Regions from separate parts of the Homo sapiens genome. Here region 1 is linked to region 2. The links are chromatin contacts, found by Hi-C or POLR2A ChIA-PET in ENCODE. All regions are on one chromosome and are shown on one strand. The core of a region is the stretch at or near the end of the contact, and the rest is flanking DNA. Distances in the headings are between cores, read along the strand shown.

What was found. Hi-C counts contacts between places; a loop is a spot of excess contacts on that map. ChIA-PET counts read pairs that join two places held with the same protein, here RNA polymerase II (POLR2A). Pooled maps may share reads with other maps.
Region 1: a loop to region 2 is called in a map of heart right ventricle, with 4 times the contacts of the local background. The contact joins the promoter of MEOX2 here to the enhancer-like site in region 2. A Hi-C loop is called at or near these places in 6 of 168 maps with a recorded cell type or tissue (Right ventricle myocardium inferior, endothelial cell of umbilical vein, heart left ventricle and 2 more) and 7 of 50 pooled maps. POLR2A ChIA-PET finds 5 or more read pairs at or near these places in 1 of 52 experiments (naive thymus-derived CD4-positive, alpha-beta T cell).

The regions. Positions count from the first base shown.
Region 1 is chr7:15,683,401-15,689,914 of GRCh38, reverse strand. It overlaps MEOX2 (mesenchyme homeobox 2), which reads left to right and starts at 3,232. Exons shown (of 3, transcript NM_005924.5): 1 at 3,232-4,029. The coding sequence starts at 3,513. It overlaps LINC02587 (long intergenic non-protein coding RNA 2587), which reads right to left and starts at 1,537. Exons shown (of 2, transcript NR_110094.1): 1 at 1,463-1,537. RefSeq lists an enhancer at 4,036-4,868.
Region 2 is chr7:15,763,403-15,769,474 of GRCh38, reverse strand. The region is part of intron 2 of LOC105375167 (a long non-coding RNA gene); the gene reads left to right. Among named protein-coding and RNA genes, the nearest start is that of LINC02587, 78 kb to the right of the region's middle. Within about 2 kb of position 3,519, at least 3 of the 41 ENCODE cell types and tissues checked have a DNase peak (open chromatin) inside an H3K27ac peak, as active enhancers do; they include heart right ventricle, where a contact is called at or near this core.

The DNA.
Region 1 (6,514 bases), core at 1,983-4,482, 79 kb after region 2:
AAGAGCTAAGTAGCTTACCTTTTCACAGAATCAACCTCTTTATAATGTGTTACTTGATATTGAAACCTTACATGAAATGTTGGCATTAATATAACTTATCTTCAGGAAAACTCAAGTATATTATAAATGTAGGATAAATACTATATCATACATAGTTGTAAATGATTGTTATATAGAAATTTTATAATAAATTTTATAATTTTTACCATTCTTCTTGATATCATTAGGTAAAAAGGCATCTTTTCAATATTGGATTTTATGGATGTGAACACTGAAGTAGCTATTATAGGAAATGCTAGGGATTTTTTTCCCGTTGTTACTACATTTTAAAAATTTCTCTATAACCTAGAACATAAAATTCAATATTCTATCTTATTCCAAATATTCTAATAAAATTTAAAAATCTTTATGTAATGATTAATACATATTTAGAAATCCAGAGAAAATTAAAGTTATATTTAATTCTGGAATTCACCAAGACGTCCTTTTTAGTCCTTCATTTTTTCCTTCCAAATATTTTCCTTATATTCTGTTTTCTATAAGAAAACTGGACATCATAATTTTTGCTGATATTAAATGTTCTGTGTCTTCAATTAAAAAGACCTTTCTTGCTAGCTTTGTTTTCATTGCATGCCTTTGGAATGACTTCCTCCTTTTCTAACCTTTCTTAAATTTTTCTTCCCAGGTTTCTGGCCCCACAGTTCTAGAGGCTGACTGACTGGGGCAGGTTGTAGAGAAACTTCTGGACAGGTTGTTAACATCTGACACAGTGAGTGAGAAAAAATCCAGCACAGTCACTGGGCAGGTTTAAGAAGAAGTGGCAGCCTCGGGAGATGAAAGGTTTGTGTGTGCTTGTTGCTGGTTACCTGCAACACACTGGTTAAATTCAAATCCATTCATTTAGTAATTGCTTAGCTTCCTCTAAACCAATGTAATGCAAACCAAAAGGACCGTTGTGGATGTTTTGTACTGATGTCTGCAGATCATGAGTAATTTTAGTCTGTCTTGTCTGACATTTTCCACAATGCTTTTAGTTGACAGCATTATATTATGTAAATATTTCTGGTTAGGTTTATTGAGGTGGTTGCCTAAATCTCACTTTAAATAAAGCCTTTAATGCTTTCACCCAGAATCCATAGAGAAGCTACATGAGTTGGGGAAGTTTAGTGTTGCTCTTTGTACTTTAACTTTTAATATCAGAGCACATATTGAAACCATAAACACAATGAAAATACAAAAAAATATTCCGACGATATTGGAGGACTATAACTCCCCCACCTCTTTTTATTCTTAAAGAGCCAAGGGCGTGGGGAGTGGCAGGAAGAGATATTCTCAAGATCTAAGTCCTGGACGCCATCCTGCGAGTGCTTAAAGCCCCTAGAAACGTGCAACCTGAACAACACCCCTTTTCGAAGTCTAAAACAATATTAGATTCCCAAAATATCGGCAAAGAAAGTCTTACCGTCAGACTTGCAGCAGGTTTCAGCTCAGACCCAGACTGAAAAGCTGAGCAGCTGGTGAACAAAAGATTTAGTTTTTTTTTTTTTTTAAACGAAGTCTGCAAAACTAATTTCCCTCAAAATAGAGCTCAATTTCCGTTAAAGAAAGCAGCGCTTACAAATCTCAGAATTCCTGATCAACCCCCACTCCACCCCACCTCTGAGCAATAGAAAACAATTCGATCTTTCACACGGATGTTATTGCGAAGCCACTATTCTGCAGTGTGACTTAAAAGAAAAGAAGATAGTGAGGCTTAAGCAAGGGGACTGGAAGAGGAGGGGAAAGGTTCTGCTTTGGGGACACCTCTCAAAGATTAATCAATGCTTTTTCCTAATTCAAACCAGATGTCTAGCCCAGTTTGCTGTACCCATTAATCCCACTAACAACTTCAAAGACCTGGTCATCATCCTCTGGACACCTGAGACAATGAAAAAACGGGGCGACACTGCTGGTGGCGCATTTGGGGCCCCGGGCAGAATAGGTGACTACAGATATTCTCCTGATGCGACAGGTCGCAGATGGGACATGACTGTTCCTCCTGCTCATTACAGCGCCACTCACTTGTGTGTAAACGACTCTGCCCCCAGCGGACCCTGTCGCCCGCCAAGCAAGTAGCAGCTTCAAAGCCCTGCCCTCGCTCTCGCATGCTTACTAGAGGCGAGTTTTCTATTTTATTTTCAGGGGTGCAAAATTGTAACCAAGTGCCCACGGTGAGTGAATTTTGGGAGCTATCGAAATGTAAGAATTCTCAGTAAATGGAACCCTGGTGGTAAGGAATGCATTAGCGGATTTATTTTTGAGCAGAAGAGAGTGGATTTCTGGAGGAAACCGAGGAGATCTGGGCTAGCTCCTGAGGGGAAAGGCTAGAAATGCGCGTGCAATCTACACATCTCATATGACCGGGACACAATCGCTTGGAAATATTCTTGACCCAGGAAAAGTTCTTCTTGGTGGACAAGTGGCTAGGAAATTGAGCGGGACCGGGAAAGAGGGGGAAGGGAGCCTCCACCTGGCATCGCACGTGAGGATGCCAGGGAGCAGGCATCTGCAACCCTTTCAGACTCACGCCTTCCTCCCACCCACCCAACCAGGTCCGTCTTCTTTCTGCACTGAGAACCGCCTTTTCCAGGCCATGGTGCTCATCCCCGCAACCTCAGATCTGGCGTCCCAGCCTATTAACAACCCACCGACAGAAACCAGCTGCGAAAACCTAGGCGCGCTGCGGCGCCCGGGGCACGGGAAGATGCAAAGTTTGAAAAACTTCGAGGGTGCGCCAAACTAGCTCTGGTCTTTTCCTTTAACCCTATTACTTCTTTCGTGTTCCTGAAAGGATAGGCGTATCCCTAGCTTTTCTGCAGGTGACAGTTCCCAAATGACACTGACAAGTCACGTTTCCCCGAGAGGAAAGTGAGTAGGTAGGAATCAGGGTGCTAGGTTGGGGGTGGTGTGCGCCGCGCCCAGGCCTCCAGAGTCTGGAGGGCAGAGCTGCTGCCCTCCCGGGCGGGACTTAGACGTTGGCGTGCCGCTTGTAGTCCTGGCAGCCGGCAGTGCTGGGCGGGCGTGGACGCTCTACGTCCGTCCAGCAGGAGATAGGAAGTGGAACTGGGAGCGCGTGGCGCAGGCTGAGCGGGAGTTTTGGAGGGAGTTTGCATGTGGTCAACTCTGGGCTCCTAAGCCAGCCCCCAGCTCACGTTACACTCTATTTATAACTTCTCAGAGCCATTTCCCCCTGAAAGCAGTTCTCTGGGACCACCTTCTTTTGGCTTCAACCTCTCCCACTCTTGACATCTGAGTAGCTCAGGGAAGCTCTTCCAGGTCCGACTGTTCATATGTAAAGGAGACTGGCCGCTGGGGCTCAGGACCGGGATTATCCGAGCTCTGCAGAAGTGCACCGCTATTGCTTTGGGAGGTTAAAAAAAAAATCACACGGTTTCCAGTGAAAAAGTGACAGAGGGTGGTGGCCTTTGGAACCGCCGTGAAGTCTTCTGCCTGGAACCCGAAACTTGCATGCTATGGAACACCCGCTCTTTGGCTGCCTGCGCAGCCCTCACGCCACGGCGCAAGGCTTGCACCCGTTCTCCCAATCCTCTCTCGCCCTCCATGGAAGATCTGACCATATGTCTTACCCCGAGCTCTCTACTTCTTCCTCATCTTGCATAATCGCGGGATACCCCAACGAAGAGGGCATGTTTGCCAGCCAGCATCACAGGGGGCACCACCACCACCACCACCACCACCACCATCACCACCATCAGCAGCAGCAGCACCAGGCTCTGCAAACCAACTGGCACCTCCCGCAGATGTCTTCCCCACCGAGTGCGGCTCGGCACAGCCTCTGCCTCCAGCCCGACTCTGGAGGGCCCCCAGAGTTGGGGAGCAGCCCGCCCGTCCTGTGCTCCAACTCTTCCAGCTTGGGCTCCAGCACCCCGACTGGGGCCGCGTGCGCGCCGGGGGACTACGGCCGCCAGGCACTGTCACCTGCGGAGGCGGAGAAGCGAAGCGGCGGCAAGAGGAAAAGCGACAGCTCAGGTAAGGGCGCGCCAGGCACCCTCGAGAGTGCGCGCCGGGCTGGAAAAGGGGCGGAGAGATACTAGGGGAGATTCTCGCACTGGAGGGTGGCAGCAGGGAAGATGGGAATGTGTTGCCCTCTGTGGCTTCCTGCGGCCAAATTCGGCGGTGAAGCTTTGGTCCTGATATTTGGGGACACGTGTTTATTCGAGAGCAATGCGTATACAGCCAGCAGCTCTAAGCCCTCCAAAGTCCTAAACTAGTTTACCAGAAGGTTGATAAAAAAGGACAAGTGGCTGTGAAATCGATTGTGAAGCGTGACCTTCCATCCCAGCGCTGGGGAGGGAGGGGCGTGCGCCCAGGGATGCAGCGTCCGTTGGGCAGGCGTGCGTGCGGGTGCCGCTTCTTGACTTTTCTCTTGCAAGTTGCCGACTCTGAGTGGCTCGATTTTTCCCATCGTTAACTGGATTTCCAAATTATTGCACAATGTTTGGAACTTGCAATGGAACTTGGCAGAGCGCATGAGAAAAAAAAGTTTCAGTTTTTTTTTTTTAACATTCTTATTTCAGCGTTCTTTAAATAGCACCCTATTTCAAATGGTAAAATTTTCCCTTTATTGGGGAAGAAGACATTATCTAGGAATTCAGATTTTAAGGAATGTGTCAGAGAATTGTAAATAAATAGATGCTCACACTGGAAGAAAGACGAACCTTAATAGTACATGTCCATGTGGTGTAAGCTAATTACAGAACCTAAGTTTCAAAAGTGGAAAATAAATCCCTCTACCAAGTGGGTATTAGTAGAGACAAATACTGCGAAGCAACAGCAACTCGGGTACTGTTAGTTAGATACGTGTCTAAAGGGGTATGCAAGGGTGCGCGCAGGAGGCGCTGATTTCAGTGGGGATAATTTGAGCAGCCATGCAAAAGGGGAACCTTCCTGACCTCTGGTGCTTGAAGGCACAACGTGCCGAATAAATTGTAGCAATCCAGAGAAACTCAAAGTTTCCAGACAAGTTTTCAAAGCTCTTACCTACCTGTATTTTTATAAAATTGTTAAAAGATACTTTAAAATTAAGAGACTTGTGAGTTTTCTTTCGTGGGTATAGTGCAACCTGGATTAAATACTTTTGGAAGGTGTCATTTGTTTAATATAATATTTGCATATTTTTCTTCCTCTGTGGAATTGGGTTAATAATAGTCCTAGAAGGTAATCCCATATGTTGGTTTGAAGGATTGGAAAAATGTTGATCGTGTGTAAAGCTTTAGGTAAGATGCCACATAAATGAAAATGATTGGCCGCATATTTAATATTCCTTCACCATTCACAGCAATATCAATTGTTCTTCAGCGTTACTATAGGATGGATTCTTCTCTCACGGTCTCAAAAGCTAACTTTTATTTTCCAAGGTCAGGGGGTGAACTTTTAATGTTCCATCACAAATTAGTTTTTATAAGAAAATTACCAGTAGTGTCACTGATATTTAATGTATTTTCCTAACTATAAGTGAAACTCTCTTTAGATAGTGAGTTGAAAGGTTAATCATAGCAAAAAGGTTTCAATTTTTATTAGAAAAACAGTCGATTTTAGAATGCAGTGACAATTTCATAAACTGAACATTTGATATCAGTGTAACTTTGGAAGCAGATCCCAGTTCGGGTTGATGAGCGTACTCTTGCAATTCCCATAAGCTCTTACGGTTCATTTTATTTCTTGCAATGAGAAACCTACATGATAGATTGTTCTTCATGCTTCCTGAACTGAGCCATTGCCCTTAAGTTTCTCAGGGCAAACAATTTTCATACAAGCACATGTTATTTTGTTTGGGGAAAACTGAGAAAACGGAATTCAATAACTGATTCCCTTAATTTATTTTAATAATTTTTTTAAAAAATGGAATAATTTAACAAAACTAATTTATCTCTCCCCCCCAACTTAGTGGGAAATAACCATTTAACAAAATTAAATTCATTTCTACATTTTGAAGCTGATAATGAGGGTACTGGAAAAACAAGCAAATATAAGTGTTTGTGTCAGCTACATAAATTATTAACAGATTAAAACTTCAGTGGAAAGTACAATTAGTCATCACCAAGGATAAAAATACTGGGGATTTAGAATGAGCTTTTCTTTCCTTTGATATGTTGAAGAAATATTGACTAAAAGGAAAATCACAATAGTTTCTGTTTAAATCTATGTACACTTATTGAAAATAAAATTTTATTTGCCAATTTCAGCTGAAGGTATATTTGTCAGATATTGAGATAGATTTAAATTAAAGATATCTTTCTCGTGTAACAATTGCATTAGGTGTTCCATAAATTATCTTCAAAGATATTTTATTTCATAGACATCTTGATCTAGCACAAACTAAAACAATATTGAAAATGATTATGATCCTGGTATGCTATTAATACGTATATCTCTCATTGCTTATAGCACATTTTAGTATTTCAATATTTCTAAAATATAAAATTGAAGTGATTTCGGAACTCCTGAAATTTAA
Region 2 (6,072 bases), core at 2,270-4,769:
TTGTGTTCCTAATTTTTTTGTTTATATATCTATATGTATTCTCTTGTAGCTCACTGAGCTGTTTTAAAATGATTATTTTGAATCCTTTGTCAGATATTTTTTAGGTTCAGTTATTGGTGCTTTATTTTGTTTCTTTGGTGGTGTTATGTTTTCCTGATTATTTGTGATCCTTGTGCTCTTGCACTGGTTCTGTGCATTTGAAGTAGGCACATTTTCCAGTCTTTACAGACTGGATTTAGCAGGAAAAGCCCTTATCAGGCAGCCTGTCCAGAGACTGCTGCTGAAGTCTTCAGGTAGACTGGCCTGGTGCTTGGGTCAGTGAGCAGGTTTCTCTGGAGCTTGGGTCTCCAGGGTTGAGCCAGGTCCTGGGTCCACTCCATGGGCCTGGATTTTGGGTCAATGTAGGTGGTCCTGGTGTCTACATCTGTGGGTATTGGGCTAGATCCTGGGTCTACAGGGGACGGCCTTTCACTAGGTTTCATATGGTGGGTGATATGGCTTGGCTCTGTGTCTCCATCCATATCTCATCTTGAATGGTAATACCCATAATCCCTATGTGTCAAGGGAGGTACCTGGTGGGAAGTAAATGGATCGTGGGGCCAGTTTCCCCCATGCTGTTTTCATGATAGTGAATGAGTTCTTATGAAATCTGAAGGTTTTATAAGTATTTGACAGTTCGTCCTTCACATGCTCTCTCACATGCCACCATATAAGACATTCCTGCTTCCCCTTCTGCCATGATTTTAAGTATCCCAAAGCCTCCCTAAGCCATGCGGAATTGTGAGTCAATTAAAACTCTTTCTTTTATAAATTACCCAGTTTTGGGCAGTTCTTTAGAGCAGTGTAAAAATGGACTAATACAGTGGGTCTGACTACTGAATGGCTAGCCTGAAGCCTGGGTCCATCGTGGGAGACCTGGCAATGGAATAAGCTTTGAGCTTGAGTCTGCAATCACCAGCCTGGAATCAGAGTGAGCTTAGCACCAGATCCATGGAAACAAGCCTGATCCTGTGTCCATGGGGGGGCCAGTCTGGGTTCCTATTAGGTGAGCTTATAGCCTTGGACCATGGGGGAAGGTTACAGGGTCTTGCTTCCATAAAGGCTGGCCTGGAATCTGAGACTGTAGGGGCAGGATGTGTAGCCTAGATCCATGGTGGCTGGCAAGTGCCAAAGTTTACGGAGACAGGCCTGGATCATGGGTTTGCTAGTCTAGGGCCGTCATCAGCCTGGTGCTGAGATTGGCCTGGAGCCTGGAGCCATGAGGGCTGGTCTGGTGCTGCAGTGTGTCTGGAACCTGGGTGTGCTGGGCAGTCCTGGAGCCTGGGGCCATAGGGGTGAGCTCAGAGCCTGGGGACAAATCACAAGGAGGACGATTGCTTGATTGTATGGTAAGAGTATGTTTAGTTTTGTATGAAATTACCAAACCATCTCCCAAAGTGGCTGTACCATTTTGTATGACCCTTAGTAATGACTAAGACTTCCTATTATAATTTGTTTATAATCTCTGTTTTTTACAGAAATTGTCTTCTATATTAATTCATTTACTTATTCTAATTCTGTTGCCCCTTAATGGGATGTCTTATTATTCTTTTCCTAGGACAAAAAATAATAACTAGCTTTAGTTACAAGAAGCATCTTTAGTAAATATAACTTGACCAAATAAAACATTCAATGTAACTACCCTGCAGAGACTATATAAAAAGTTCTGGTAAAACAAAATATAAAAATAAAAATAACCTAAAATATACAAGTAAAACATACAGAGGCATTTAAAAGTAGTTTAAAATAATGTAAGTAGTAGTAACATAAGTAGTTTGAAAATGTATTGAAATATGCTCAAATTAATATCAACAGAAAGGCAAATAAAAAAGCAAGAAAATATTATGTGTTATCCATAATATTTTAAAAATTTGATTTGAAGGATAACATTGCATCTTATTACAGTTATTGGAAAATGGGGATCTCATATGGTTTCATTGAAATTGTAAATTGGTCATTTGTCATACACTACAAAATAAATATTTGTAGAACACATAAGAGAATAAAAAATATAGAGTCACTGTTTTCAAAAATTTTTGCTACTGGTAATATATATTGCAGAACTAGTGGCCTCGTTGTGTTATGTATTGTATAAATATTATACAACACGTGTGTCTTCATGAATCACTTCTGTAACTTGAACAACATGTTTAAATGAGTAGCTAATGATTACAATCTTATACCCAAATATGCACACTTTACCAACTGGACCAGTGAGTGTCTTAATTTTAGGAGGTGAGTGAAAAAAATTTTTAAGTATAAAACATTATTTTGCCATTGGAGATATTTTGTGTGTGTGTGTGTGTGTGTGTGTGCTGGTGAGAACTGGCAGCTTTTTAATATCAAATTTTCTGATAGATTTATATATTAACATATAATTTTACATTAAAAATAAAATAAAATATTTTCTTAATGAAAATTTCCCCTTGTGAAGATCAATTATAGATTTTAAGAAGAGGCCTAAATCTCATTCTTTATAAGAAGTATCTAATATTATCTGAATAGAGATTTAATTATATGAGCCCCTACCTTCTCTGTCTTTGTCTCTGTCTCTTTCTCTCTCTCTCTCTCAGATACATATTCTCTCTCTCTCTTTGTCTCTCTCTCTCTATCTCAGATACTTATTCTCTCTCTCTCTTTTTCTCAAATACATATTCTCTCTCTATCCCTCCTGTGAGATATAGAAAATGAAAAAGAACACTGAAGATTTCCCTATCGTTCTTCTAAATCAAATTTTTTTAACTCAACATGGCAGTGCACAGTTTGAAAGTTCCTTGAAAGCCTGCTGGACACATTCATTTCAGTCTCTTGAAGGTGATGTGCTTAACTTAAATAGTGTGGGAAGTTGTTCCATGATGATGCTAACAATATAGATTTATTAGTAAATTGTTTACTAATAGAGACAATATTTTGATCATAATTACAAATAAACACTTTGTGTTTCAAAAAATTCACAATTAGCTTATATAAATTAGAGGAAAGTAGAAAGGTCTAGCAAACATCTAATATTCAATTGGACATTTCCTTTGCTTCTTATTGGTGAAATAAAAGTAATCCAATGGATTAATAACATGCACATATTTAAGTAATAAAATGACATTGTTCTGAATATATGGTATCTTTACTAAGATGAAAGACATGATTATATCTTTTCAGTTATCTAAACAATTCATAACTGCTCAGTTTTGTTATTCAGAGTTGGCTTCATAGCTAAAATAATTTCTGAAATCTGCTTTCTGAGATTAGCAGTGCCCTCTCCTCTAATTTGAACAAAAAAATAATTGGAAAGGCACATGTATCAGCTTCCAGTTTATACAAGTTCATTTATTTGAAATCCCTTGAGCTCCTCCAATTAGAAAACAAGTTTTTGAGTTAATATCCTTCAATTGTTAGAAACTTGCGTCACTGCGAGAGCACAGTGAAACGTAAAGGTCCCAGCACGCTGGCAGTGGATTGTGAGGGGATGTGATTGTTCCACATTTAGACTGGAAAGGGTTAGGAACTCTGCTTCCTAATGTGCTTAATGAATGAAAGGAAAATTGGACCCCTGAGCTAGAGTCAATGACCTAAGAGAGTGAAAAATGTTCACAGGTTAACAAGGGCAACTGTTCTTTGCCATAATTCCCAGCGGAGGTGAATGACAAAGGGGCCAATGAACCTCTGTCTTGATATTATCTATTAATCAGTTTTATTCCAAGGAAAAATAACTTAGCATAGTTCTGGAAGACTCCAGTGTTGAACATCTTAAACTCTATGTTTGTTCCCTTTTGCTACTGATTCATTCTTTTGGTTAATATATTTTGTTTTAACAATTCATTTTGATATGTTTTATTTAAATGTACTAAGATATTTAGTGTATCATCTAATCAAATTTAAAATTTTAAGGATCTAATACACCTTAATGTAATAGACAAAGTCAGAACTGCTCACTTTATGTTCACATGGTAACAGATTCATTGGAATCTAATTAGTGCAAGTGACTATGGAGATTCTTTTTTTCCTTAAAGTGGGGATTATTTCAAATTTTTGTTTAAAAATATTTGTTTCTTTTGTGAAGGGAATTTTTATAGCCATACCCAAGCCACCACCCTGGTCATGTTCACAGATAGAAAACCCCTGATTGGCTCTTGATGAGTCATTCCTGGTGAGGAATCTTATCTAACACCTGCTTTATCTTCAATATCCTTTTCAAATTCTTGTAGTAAAACAATAACCAAGAAGGAAAAAAAAAATTGGGACGACTCCAGTTTTGAAACACCTGCCTTAGAGATAAAGATTGTAATTTTAGGCATTTGTAATGCCTTTACTTTTGGGCTGGAATTTGTTCTGCAAGCTGTGAGCATCCGCCAATTTTTTTGAACACGTGCTTGGCCTGGGCCTTACTTCAGTCTAGTAAATTACAAAATGACAAGATCATCTCTGTTACCATGGAAAAATCTGTGTATCAAAAAAATCTCTGAATCTCTGGCTTCATAGTAAATGCATTTTATGAGTTGAAGAAACATTACAGCATCAGCCCTAATGAATCAGTCAATAATCTTTTATGACTTAATTCCAGCCTGATACTGATAATCTGTAATTTAAAGTTAAAGAGGATATCCCAGGTTTATGTGACCACTGTGAACGAAAAAGGTCATTTAAAAAAAAATTGCAGACAGGAACTACACAGCTGGAAACCAGAAGCACTAGTTTTACTTGGGCTATTAAGAAAATTCACAGTTAACTGAATAAAAAATATTTATTTTACCTCATTTATTTTTCCATCAGTATTTAGACTTCTCCCACATTGGAGAGGTTATTGGAAGGGCACAAATTTGTTTTAAGATCATGAGTTAATTTGCTATGTAAACATAACTAATTACCAAGAGCATATATAATTTATGCTGTTACATTAATTAGTTATATTGTTTTTTTTTAATTTAGTTTTATCCTCATGTGTAAATGTTCTGCCACTAGACAGTCCTTGCCTGAGACTCACTCCAGCTGAACTCCAGGCACCCAGAAACTGCCTGGAAGAAAACTGTAGAAAGGGTATCTAAGCAAAATTAACCAGCTTCAGAGAGCTTGCCTTGCAAAACCAAATTGACTAAGTGATGGCAAATGTCATAGTACTAAAACAAAGTATTAAAAAAAAATCCTAAAAAGCCTCACAAGTTCCTTTTTGTGTGTTGCCTTCTGGGAATGTGCTGGCAGGAGTTTGATAAGATGGAATGATAGAGAAAAGCAAAGGAATCATCACGGGTCAGAAGAAAGAATGAAAGAAGTTGTGATTAAAACTATGATGAGGGCTGGGCGTGGTGGCTCAAGCCTGTAATCCCAGCACTTGGGAGGCCGAGGAGGGAAGATCATGAGGTCAGGAGTTCAAGACCAGCCTGGCCAATATGGTGAAACCCTGTCTCTACATGAAAAGACACTCAACATTATTAGTTTTAGGAAAATGCAAATCAAAAGCATAAGGAGATACCACTTAATACTACTATCATGGCTAAATAAAGAGGATGGACAATAACAAATTGCAGCTCATACATTTCTCATGGGATGATGAAAAGCTGTAGATACACTTTAGAAAATAGTTTTGTGGTTTCTCAAAAATCTAAATCTGGAGTTACTGTATGACCAAAAATTCCACTCCTAATTATATTTCCCCTAAAAATAAAAATATATGTCTGATAATAACTTGTACACTAATGTTTATAACAGCATTATTCAAAATAGCCAAAAAAGTAGAAACAACCCAATTGTTCATTAACTGATGAATGGACAAAAGTGATATATTTACTCAATGGAATATCTCAGCAAAAATGCATAAAGTACTGATACATGTTTCAATATGGATGAATCTTGAACACATTGTTCTAAATGATGTCAATCAGAAAACATCATGTATTATATGATGTCATTTACATGAAATGTCTAGAACAGGCAAATCCATAGAGGATTTGAAAGGAGATACAATTCAGTCCATACATTCTGCCCTTTGCCCCCCACATTTATTTCCTTCTCACATGTAAAGTTATATTCATCCCAGCCCAA